2 separate regions of the Homo sapiens genome follow, and region 2 is linked to region 1. The links are chromatin contacts, found by Hi-C or POLR2A ChIA-PET in ENCODE. All regions are on one chromosome and are shown on one strand. Each heading gives the region's core, a stretch centred on a gene start or an enhancer-like site at or near the end of the contact. The rest is flanking DNA. Distances are from core to core; before and after follow the strand shown.

The links. A loop is a pair of places that touch in the nucleus more often than their neighbours do. ChIA-PET counts read pairs that join two places held with the same protein, here RNA polymerase II (POLR2A). Pooled maps may share reads with other maps.
Region 2: a map of prostate gland shows a loop between it and region 1 (11-fold over the local background). The contact joins the promoter of CLIP1-AS1 here to the enhancer-like site in region 1. A Hi-C loop is called at or near these places in 115 of 168 maps with a recorded cell type or tissue (A673, B cell, CD14-positive monocyte and 68 more), 37 of 37 single-sample maps with no recorded cell type and 49 of 50 pooled maps. POLR2A ChIA-PET finds 5 or more read pairs at or near these places in 46 of 52 experiments (A549, A673, AG04449 and 36 more).

Annotation. Positions count from the first base shown.
Region 1 is chr12:122,469,282-122,474,582 of GRCh38, reverse strand. ZCCHC8 (zinc finger CCHC-type containing 8) reads left to right here. Exons shown (of 14, transcript NM_017612.5): 14 at 308-2,983. The coding sequence ends at 1,086. Among named protein-coding and RNA genes, the nearest start is that of ZCCHC8, 29 kb to the left of the region's middle. RefSeq lists an enhancer at 482-531. Within about 2 kb of position 3,207, at least 5 of the 41 ENCODE cell types and tissues checked have a DNase peak (open chromatin) inside an H3K27ac peak, as active enhancers do; they include B cell, PC-9, prostate gland and 1 more, where a contact is called at or near this core.
Region 2 is chr12:122,392,691-122,397,991 of GRCh38, reverse strand. CLIP1-AS1 (CLIP1 antisense RNA 1) reads right to left here and starts at 2,450. Exons shown (of 3, transcript NR_045382.1): 1 at 2,327-2,450; 2 at 1,287-1,409. All of the region lies in intron 1 of CLIP1 (CAP-Gly domain containing linker protein 1), which reads left to right.

The DNA of each region.
Region 1 (5,301 bases), core at 1,958-4,457:
TCTGAAGTCTCCATGCAATTGCTCGCATTTCCTCAATCTAAAATGATGCACACAGCACAGAAACAGATCTCCCGAGGGATAGCCTTTAGCACCAGAAGATCCTGACAGCTATCCCTGCAGATCTTTTCAGGTGGACTGAGGATACCAGGTGGTGGTAATGGCACCTGAGAATCCAGAATTTCCCTCATGTTAAGCCAGTTATTTTTGGCCATTGAATTACTGGATACACCTGAGTTCAAATAACAAATTTTAGTAAAACCAAATGCTATTATAAGTTCTAAAGTATCTCTTAACTTTCTTACTTCAGATATGGAGGTACCACATGGTTCTCAGAGCAGCGAAAGTTTTCAGTTTCAACCACCATTACCTCCTGACACTCCTCCACTCCCCCGGGGAACTCCTCCACCCGTCTTCACCCCTCCACTCCCAAAGGGCACCCCGCCGCTGACTCCCAGTGACTCACCCCAGACCAGAACAGCATCTGGAGCTGTGGATGAGGACGCACTGACTCTAGAAGAACTTGAAGAACAGCAGAGGCGGATCTGGGCAGCTCTTGAGCAGGCCGAGAGCGTAAACAGCGACTCCGACGTTCCTGTGGACACACCTTTAACTGGCAATTCCGTTGCCTCATCACCTTGTCCAAATGAGCTAGACCTCCCTGTCCCGGAGGGAAAAACATCTGAAAAGCAGACGCTGGATGAGCCTGAGGTACCAGAGATTTTTACAAAGAAATCAGAAGCTGGACATGCCTCCAGTCCAGACTCTGAGGTGACATCACTTTGTCAGAAGGAAAAAGCAGAGTTGGCTCCGGTAAACACTGAAGGTGCCCTTCTTGATAATGGCAGTGTCGTACCAAACTGTGACATCAGCAATGGGGGCAGCCAGAAGCTCTTTCCTGCAGACACCAGTCCTTCAACGGCCACTAAAATTCATAGCCCTATACCTGACATGAGCAAATTTGCAACTGGAATCACGCCATTTGAATTTGAGAATATGGCAGAATCTACTGGAATGTACCTCAGGATAAGAAGCTTGTTAAAGAACTCACCCCGAAACCAGCAGAAAAACAAAAAGGCCTCTGAATAATGGCTTGACTTAGCACTGAGAGCTATTTAATAACTTTGTTCCGTTAATTAGTACTAATTAAGTGGATAGATAGAATGGTTTTCCTGTTTGTCCCTCCCATGTTTAAAAATCTATCCAAGGTTCATGTTCCAAAGTCAAGCCTATTTTAAAGAAAGACTGAGCTCACTAGTTCAGTATATTTTATTCTCACTGACAAAACTTGGGGGGAGATGTGAATATGACCTGGTTTAGAGAGGGTTTGTTAAGGTTTATACTATTTTTGGATTGTGACTATCCGTCGAGAGTGATGGTTTTTATCTGTCTTTTGTACATTGTTTTCCCTTTCTACATTTTGCTAATTATCCTGTATATAAGTTTAATATATCACTTTTTAAAAGAAAAAATTCTACCATTTTAAATTCATGTTTCAACTCCTACAACCAAATGAGAAAAATCAGGGATGAGCAGCTTTATCCCATTTGGGGTATTTTTGTAAGTGATTTACATGTGTCAATTTTAGTAATACTTTTACTTTTTTGTAACTTCATCCTTCATATATGCTTGCTATACAGGTATGTTCATCTTTGTGTACAGAGGTTTAATAAATTAGTTTTCATATACATAATCTAAGACTTTGAATACAAAAAAGTGATTCACAGGTAAAATCAGTGTATATAACCTTTTTTTTTTTTGAGACAAGGGTTTCACTCTTGTTGCCCAGGCTGGAGTGCAATGGCACAATCTCGGCTCACCGCAACCTCCGCCTCCCGAGTTTAAGCGATTCTCCTGCCTCAGCCTCCGGAGTAGCTGGGATTACAGGCATGTGCCACCACGCCCAGCTAACTTCGTATTTTTAGTAGAGATGGGGTTTCTCCACGTCGGGTCAGGCTGGTCTTGACCTCCTGACTTCAGGTGATCTGCCCGCCCAGCCTCCCAAAGTGCTGGGATTACAGGCGTAAGCCACCTCACCTGGCCGGTGCATATAACTTTTAAGTTTAAAAGTAAATTGTTGGCCAGGCGTGGTGGCTCATGCTTATAATCCTAGCACTTTGGGAGGCCAAGGAGGAAGGATCACCTGAGGTCAGGAGTTCGAGACCAGCCTGGCCAACATGGCAAAACCCCATCTCTACATAAATACAAAAATTAGCCAGGTGTGGTGGTACATGCCTGTAATCCCAGCTACTCGGGAGGCTGAGGCAGGAGAATCACTTGAACCTGGGAGTGGGAGGTTGCAGTGAGCCGAGGTCGCGCCATTGCACTCCAGCCTGGGCAACAAGAGCAAAACTCCATCTCAAAAAAAAAAAAAAAAAAAGGTAAATTGTAAAAATCAGTGGTAGCAAAACAAAAATAATGATAGGAATTGCAAGTTTGGGTGTTTTCAGTGGATTTCAGCCTTAAATATAGAAACAGCAGAATTTTTGAAAAGTAATTATTTTGAAAAATGAATGGCATGCAGCTAGCCTTTGTATAAAAATAATTTTCTAGATTTGAACCCTAATAGTTAAAAATTAAAAATTAAACATAAACATACTGCTTTTAATTGTCAGGTATATATATAAGATAGAGCTGAAACTGTGGTTTAGGTCTTTCTGTGGAATGCCATTACATCTTTATATTAGTCAAGTCCATGAAAATAAATGTTTAGATCGTCTTGAATTGTTAGTCTCAGGCAGTGTTATCCTGCTCTCAGGCCAACAGGGGGAGCAAAATAGAAACATTCCAGATATAGCTTTCATTTTTGAGAACTTGAGTAATCAGAATTTACTGTTCTGTAAAGAATAAAGGAAAGGAAAATTATAAAGAGAGAAATTTCTTTTTAAAGCCCTCACAGAATGTGCTAGAAATAGAATAAAATTTAAAATACTTTTGGCTTCTTTTCCTCAGCTTAAGTTCAAAATAAAAGCAATCCTTTACAGTTGTTTACATAGTGTTTTTAACCTGATCTCGCTCAGCATTTCTGTCAGGCAAATTATTATCACCACTTGGAAGTAAGGAAAGGGAGGCAGAGAGAGGTTAAAGGAACTTGTCGACATTCCAGAAGTGGTTCTTAAGGTGAGTGTTCAACTAAAGACTTGACTATTCCCTAAATCAGAGCAGTAGTTGTTTAAATGTCCCTTTAAGAAGTACTGCATTAGTAGAGTCACCTGTGAATACCAGAGGTCTCTTAATAGTTATCTCTTTGCCATTTACCAGACATCGTGTTAAGGTATTTTTGTGCATTACCCCATTTTCACCGTCACCACATTGGGTAGGCATTGTTAACCTCATTGTTGAGAGGAAATACACACAGCTAAATACACACATACTAAAACACACAGCTGATACACAACCTAGTAAATCTAAATCTAGATCTCTCTGACCCCCGTATCTGTGCTCTTAACTGCTGTACTGCCTCCTTGTCAAAAGCTCTACAAAAGCACTGATTCTTTTTTTTTTTTTTTTTTTTTTTTTGATACAGAGTCTTGCTCTGTTGCCGAGGCTGGAGTGCAGTGGCACAATCTTGGCTCACTGCAAGCTCCGCCTCCCGGGTTCAAGTGATTCTCCTGCCTCAGCCTCCCAAATAGCTGGGATTACAGTCATGTGCCACACACCCGGCTAATTTTGTATTTTTAGTAGAGACGGGGTTTCTTCATGTTGGTCAGGCTGGTCTCGAACTCCCGACCTCAGGTGATCTGCCCACCTCTTGCCTCCCACAGTGCTGGGATTATAAGTGTGAGCCACCGGGCGCCCAGCCAAAAGCACTGATTCTCAAAAAATGGGCTATTTCATTTGTTCAATTTTTGGGGGGTGTTGAGTGGGGGACAGGGTCTCGCTCTGTCACCCAGGCTGGAGTACAGTGGCATGATCACAGCTCACTACAGCCTCCACCTCCCAAGTTCAAGTGATTCTCCTGCCTCAGCCTCCAGAGTAGCTGGGATTACAGGTGTGAGCCACCACACTCAGCCTGTTCAGCCACTTACTGAGGACATACTTCTGATAAATGTTCTTCAGTGTGCTTTTCCGCATTAAAAAGGTGGATCACGAGGTCAGGAGATCGAGACCATCCTGGCCAACACAGTGAAACCCTGTCTCTACTAAAAAAAAAAAAAAATTTTAAATAGCTGGGCGTGGCGGTGGGCGCCTGTAGTCCCAGCTACTCGGGAGACTGAGGCAGGAGAATGGCGTGAACCCAGGAGGCAGAGCTTTCAGTGAGCCGAGATCGTGCCACTGCACTCCAGCCTGGGTGACAGAGCAAGACTCCATCTCAAAAAAAAAAGAAAAGAAAAGAAAAAATACTGTGGCCCAGCACGGTGGCTCATGCCTGTAATCCCAGCACTTTGGGAAGCCAAGGCAGGCATATTGCTTGAGGCCAGGGGTTTGGGACCAGCCTGGCCAACATGGTGAAACCCCCATCTCTACTAAAAACACAAAAATTAGCCAGGTATGGTGGTGCATACCTGTAGTCCCAGCCACTCAGGAGGCTGAGGCACAGAAATCACTTGAACCCGGGAGGCGGAGGCTGCAGAGAGCAGAGATCAGGCCACTGCACTCCAGCCTGGGCGACAGTGAGACTCTGTCTCGAGGGGGAAAAAAAGTGCTGGAATCTGCCTTTAAGGAGCTTATCCAGTACCAGGAGAAAATAGAGGGTTCCCTCTCAATTACAATACGATTCAGCTGGCAGCCATGAGAGGAAGGCAAGGTACTTGGGCCATTTTGTGGTGGTGAGAGAATCACCTGTGGAGGACTGACTTCAAATTCTCCGGACCACTGGATTTACTATTCATTTGGAGGGTATTTGAAGACTTCTGGAAATAGGTAACCATTGAACTAATCCTTAAAGCGTAGGTAGGAGGATTCATAGACAAAAATGCACATTGAAATGTATAGAAAGGCCGGATGTGGTGGCTCACGCCTGTAATCCCAGCACTTTGGAAGGCCGAGGCGGGTGGATCACGAGGTTAGGAGATCGAGACCATCCTGGCTAACTTGGTGAAACCTCGTCTCTACTAAAAATACAAAAAAAATTGGCTGGGCATGGTGGCGGGCGCCTGTAGTCCCAGCTACTTAGGAGGCTGAGGCAGGAGAACGGCATGAACCAGGGAGGCGGAGCTTGCAGTGAGCCGAGATTGTGCCACTGCACTCCAGCCTGGGTGACAGAGCAAGACTCCGTCTCAAAAAATAAATAAATAAATAAAACGGAAATGTATAGAAAACAGTGAAGAAGAAGCAGGAACGCTCAAGAAATGCAGAATGGTA
Region 2 (5,301 bases), core at 1,201-3,700, 76 kb after region 1:
CTGATAAGTTAATTTTCTTTTTTTTTTGTTTTTTTTTGAGACGGCGTCTCACTCTGTTGCCCAGGCTGGAGTGCAGTGGCACAATCTTGGCTCACTGCAACCTCTGCCTCCTGGCTTCAAGCGATTATCCTGCCTCAGCCTACTGAGTAGCTGGGATTACAGGCATGCGCCTCCACTCTCGACTAATTTTTATATTTTTTTTTTAGTAAAGATGGGGTTTCACCATGTTGGCCAGGCTGGTCTCGAACTCCTGACCTTGTGATCGGACTGCCTCCCAAAGTGCTGGGATTATAGGTGTGAGCCACCATGCGTGGCCGATAAGTTGATTTTCAGTTTTGGAAAAGTTTAGGATACATATTTACTGATGGGAAAATGGGGAGAGGTGATTCAGGTGTCTAGACTTCTTTCTTCCTTTTTTTTTTTTTTTTTTTTTTTTTTGGAGATGGAGTCTGGCTCTGTCGCCCAGACTGGAGGGCAGTGGTGTGATCTTGGCTCACTGCAACCTCTGAGATTACAGGCGTGCACCACTATGCCCGGCTAATTTTTGTATTTTTTTGTAGAGAGAGGTTTTTGCCATGTTGCCCAGGCTGGTCTCAAACTCCTGACCTCAGATGATCCACCCACTTTGGTCTCCCAAAGTGCTGGGATTACAGGCATGAGCCACACGCCTGAACTCTTCCATCTTTTGATTCTGTTGTCTTCAGTACATGCTTTCGAGGTTGCTGGGCTTGTCTCCATCAAGCCATCAGAAGGGCAAAGAGCATGGGGGATTGTACACAGTAGGTTCCTCTGGGCTAGGCCTAGAGTGGCACATGCCTCACACACTTATTCCACTGGCTAGAACTCAGTCACGTGATCATACTGAACTGTAGCGGGAGCTGGGAAATATGGTGTGAATCCAGGAAGAAAAAGAGGCCAGGCACGGTGGCTTACGCCTGTAATCCCAGCACTTTGGGAGGCCAAGGTTGGTGGATCGCTTGCACCCAGGAGTTCAAGACCAGCCTAGGCAACATGGTAAAACCCCATCTCTACAAAAAAAAAAAAAAAAAAAAAAAAAATTTGCCGGGTGTGGTGGTGTCTGCCTGTAGTCCCAGCTACTTGGGAGGCTGAGGTGGAAGGATGGCTGGAGTCTGGGAGGTCAAGGCTGCCATGAGCCATGAGTGCATCACTGCAGTTCAACCTGGGCAACAGGGCAAGACTCTGCCTCAAAAAAAAAAAAATAAACAACAACAAAAAAGTCTTGGTGAACAGCTAGCCACCCTCTCCCCCTCTCCATATGTATTCACTTCCATCCTGGCTTGGCTGTACTGCACTCTTGTTTCTGTGGAGAAAGCAGCTCAGTAGAGTCTGTTTCTTCACTCTTTCGGTTGAAGCCGTTTTACTGTGGCTCAAAAGAATTTTTTTTCTGCCTGTGAAATTAATTATACCTGTTCATTAAATAAAATTTCTATAGACCCAAGAAAACACAGATAAAAATTACCAGTGATTCCATTGAGATAATTGTTCTGAGTCCCTGTTACAGTTCCCTTCAATTTCAGAATTTTTAAGCACTTAGAAATAATAAAATGTCACTAATTCTTACTCTGTGCTGGCTTGCAAACTTCAAAACTCTTAAGAGGGAGGAAACAACAGCCTGGCCATTTTGCCTTTTCCTCACAAAGATACACAGGGCTATTCCGGAGCTGTCCCGAGGCTTTATTCTTCTGGCATTTTCAAAATGACTTAGACATCTTAATCTCCACTTCTCCTTAGTAAACAGGGTAAATATTGGGGCTGGTGAACTCAATAGTTTATTAGGATGGCAAGGGTAACATTTTAAGTTTATGATTTATTTTCTACTCAGTTATCAGGATTCTTTTTTCTTTCCTTTTTCTTTTTTTTTTTTTGAGATGGAGTCTTGCTCTATCGCCAGGCAGGAGTGCAGTGGCACGATCTCGGCTCACTGCAACCTCCACCTCCCAGGTTCAAGAGATTCTCCTGCCTCAGTCTCCCAAGTAGCTGGGACTACACGCACGCACCACCATGCCCAGCTAATTTTTGTATTAGTAGAGACGGGGTTTCACCATGTTGGCCAGGGTTGTCTCTATCTCTTGACCTCATGATCAGCCTGCCTTGGCCTCCCAAAGTACTGCGATTACAGGCGTGAGCCACCACGCCTGGCGGGGATGCTTAAATGTAGCCCAATCCTCCAGTAAAGAATACTAAGAAAAAGTGTTTGGAACCGAACCAAAATAAAAACTTGCGTACCAGAAGTTTGCAGGTAATACAGATATGCGTACATGACTGGTGTTCAGCTATTTAGGTGGACTTGCTTGTCTCTGCTTACCTGTGTTGCTGATGCTGGTCAGCAGTGGAGAAAACTGAGATTAGATGCTGCTAATCTCAGATGGGAGGATAATTTCTTAGGAGGAAGGACATTTCTTGAGTCATCAGCTCCAGATTCCTTTAAAGTGGTGAGGCTTCAGCCCAGAGGGCGACTAACATGAGAATTCCTGTTTGTGAGGTCATTGTCATGACCTCATAGCCAGGCTGTTCAAAATGTTTGCCCAGCTTCTGGCAGGATATGAGCTGATGCCTGCCCCGATTCTACAGACACCATGAGGTACTATTTTCATATTCTAGATTTGTGTTGATTTTCTTCAACTTCTTATAGATAAAAAGTAAAGACATTGACACCAGGCCCTCTTTATTTTGCTGAAAGAGATCGTATAATGATGAGAAAATTATTGTGAGTATCCTCTGGCAGGACTTTTAAAGGCAGAAAACTCCACAGTTGAATAGAAAGTGTTTTTACTGTGTGTACGTGATTAGTCAGTAGCTCTATTTGCTACGGAATTTACTATCCATTTTTTCTGCAAATAAACATAAAGTTTTTTCTTCTGTGAAAAAGTAACAGTTTGAAATGATTAGACTAGGTTATCAGTGGCAGAAATTCTTTATGACCCAGAGGTCTCAATTCAGATGCATCACAATCGAGAAGTTGTCACCATCTGTTTTTGATTATTTTGCCTTGTGCTGTTTATACCTGTTTCAGTTGGAGTTGGAAGAAAAGGTGTTGGTTCGTACAGATATTCAGAAAGCTAGTCTCTGAGGGTTAATATTAACTTTTTAAAGGATTGTCCTTCTTTTTTTTTATTTTTGAGCCGGAGTCTCATGCTGTCGCCAGACTGGAGTGCAGTGATGCAATCTCGGCTCACTGCAACCTCCGCCTCCTGGGAGCTGGGATTACAGGCGCGCACCACCACACCCAGCTAATTTTTGTATTTTTAGTAGAGATGCGGTTCCACCATGTTGGCCAGGATGGTCTCGATCTCCTGATCTCGTGATCCGTCCACCTCGGCCTCCCAAAATGCTGGGATTACAGGCATGAGCCACTGTGCCTGGCCTAAAGGATTGTCCCTTTAAGTAAATAAAAACTTAGAAAACCCTGTGTTTCTGTATTCTGGGTGCAAACACTTGATAAATTGTCCCTTTCCATCTTTTTTTTTTTTTTTTTTTTTTTTGAGACAGCGTCTCACTGTGTTGCCCAGGCTGGAGTGCAGTGGCGAAATCTTGGCTCACTGCAACCTCCGCTTCCCGGCTTCAAACGATTCTCGTGCCTGAGCCTCCAGAGTAACTGGGATTATAGGCACGTGCCACCACGCCCAGCTGATTTTTTTGTATTTTTAGTAGAGACGGGGTTTCACCATGTTGGCCAGGCTGGTCTCAAACTCACCTCAAGTGATCCGCCCGCCTCAGTCTCCCAAAGTACTGGGATTACAGGCGTGAGCCACCACGCCCGGCCCCTTTTCATCTTTTATTTAAGTAATGCAGTACGTAAACAATGGAACTTTTTTCTAAGTTTGACTGTGAGTTTAAGTGGAGAGATGATGCACCACCTCCCAAATAATAATTTTCTTATTGCTTTGCACCCATAAAGCATGTCAGTGTCAGAGAGACATCACATCCTGTTTTTTGAAGTAGACTGTGCTTTTAAAAGCATTGCCCTGTGTGTTCTCTGTTTTTCCCCCTCCGAAACAGTCACATGTCCCTATTTTCTTAAATACATAAAACCTAGAATCTTTTTTTTTTTTTTTTTTGGAGACAGAATCTCACTCTGTCACCCAGGCTGGAGTGCAGTGGTCTGATCTCAGCTAACCACAACTTCTGCCTCCCAGGTTCAAGTGATTCTCCTGGCTTAGCCTGCTGAATAGCTGGGACTACTGGTGCGCACCACCACACCCGGCTAATTTTTGTAGTTTAGTAGAGATGGGGGTTTCACCTTGTTGTCCAGGCTGGTCTCGAACTACTGACCTCAGGTGATCTGTCTGCCTCAGCTTCCCAAAGTGCTGGGATTACAGGTGGGAGCCACCGTGCCCAGCCAAGATCTAGACTCTTAAAACACTTTCTTAGAGACTAAGAGCCCTTTATGGGTCCACTAGGTGTATGCCCTTTCAAATGTCTCTCTTTAACTGGGTTGTCTTTAAGATAGCTTTGTAGAAATGAGCCATCCTGTACACATAAGTTGTAAGAACTTGAAATTGCCAGTCTGGCTGGGCATGGTGGCACATGCCTGTAATCCCAGCACTCTGGGAGGCCGAGGCGGGCAGATCACTTGAGGTCAGGAAATCGAGACCCTCCTGGCCAATATGGTGAAACCTCGTCTCTACTAAAAATACAAAAAATTAGCTGGGCATGGTGGCACACGCCTGTAATCCCAACTACTTGGGAGGTTGAGGCAGGAGAATCCCTTGAACCCAGGAGGCAGAGGTTGCAGTAAGGCGAGATGCCACTGTACTCCAGCCTAGGTGACAGAGTGAGACTCCATCTAAAAAAAAAAAAAAAACAAGATTGCCAATCTGCAGTGAATTTTAGCCACAGGGACAATATATAACTTCTTTAGATCAAGTTTCATTATTAAAAACATTTCTGGCTGGGTGTGGTGGTTCACACCTGTAATCCCAGCACTTTGGGAGGCCGAGGTGGGTGGATCACTTGAGGTCAGGAGTTCAAGACCAGCCTGGCCAACATAGCGAAACCCTGTCTCTACTAAAAATACAAAAATTAGCCGGGGGTGGTGGTGTGTGCCTGTAGTCCCAGTTACTCGGGAGGCTGAGGCAGGAGGATTGCTTGAGCCTGGGAGGTGGAAGTTGTAGTGAACTGAGAGTGGGCCACTGCACTCCAGCCTGGGCAACAGGAATGAAACCCTGTCTCAAAAAAAAACCAAAAAACAATTTTTGTGCTTTTAGTATGTATTCTTATTAGGGAGAATAGAAGTGAATCTTTAACCTTTGAATTCACATTCACCTTGCAAGATCTCTT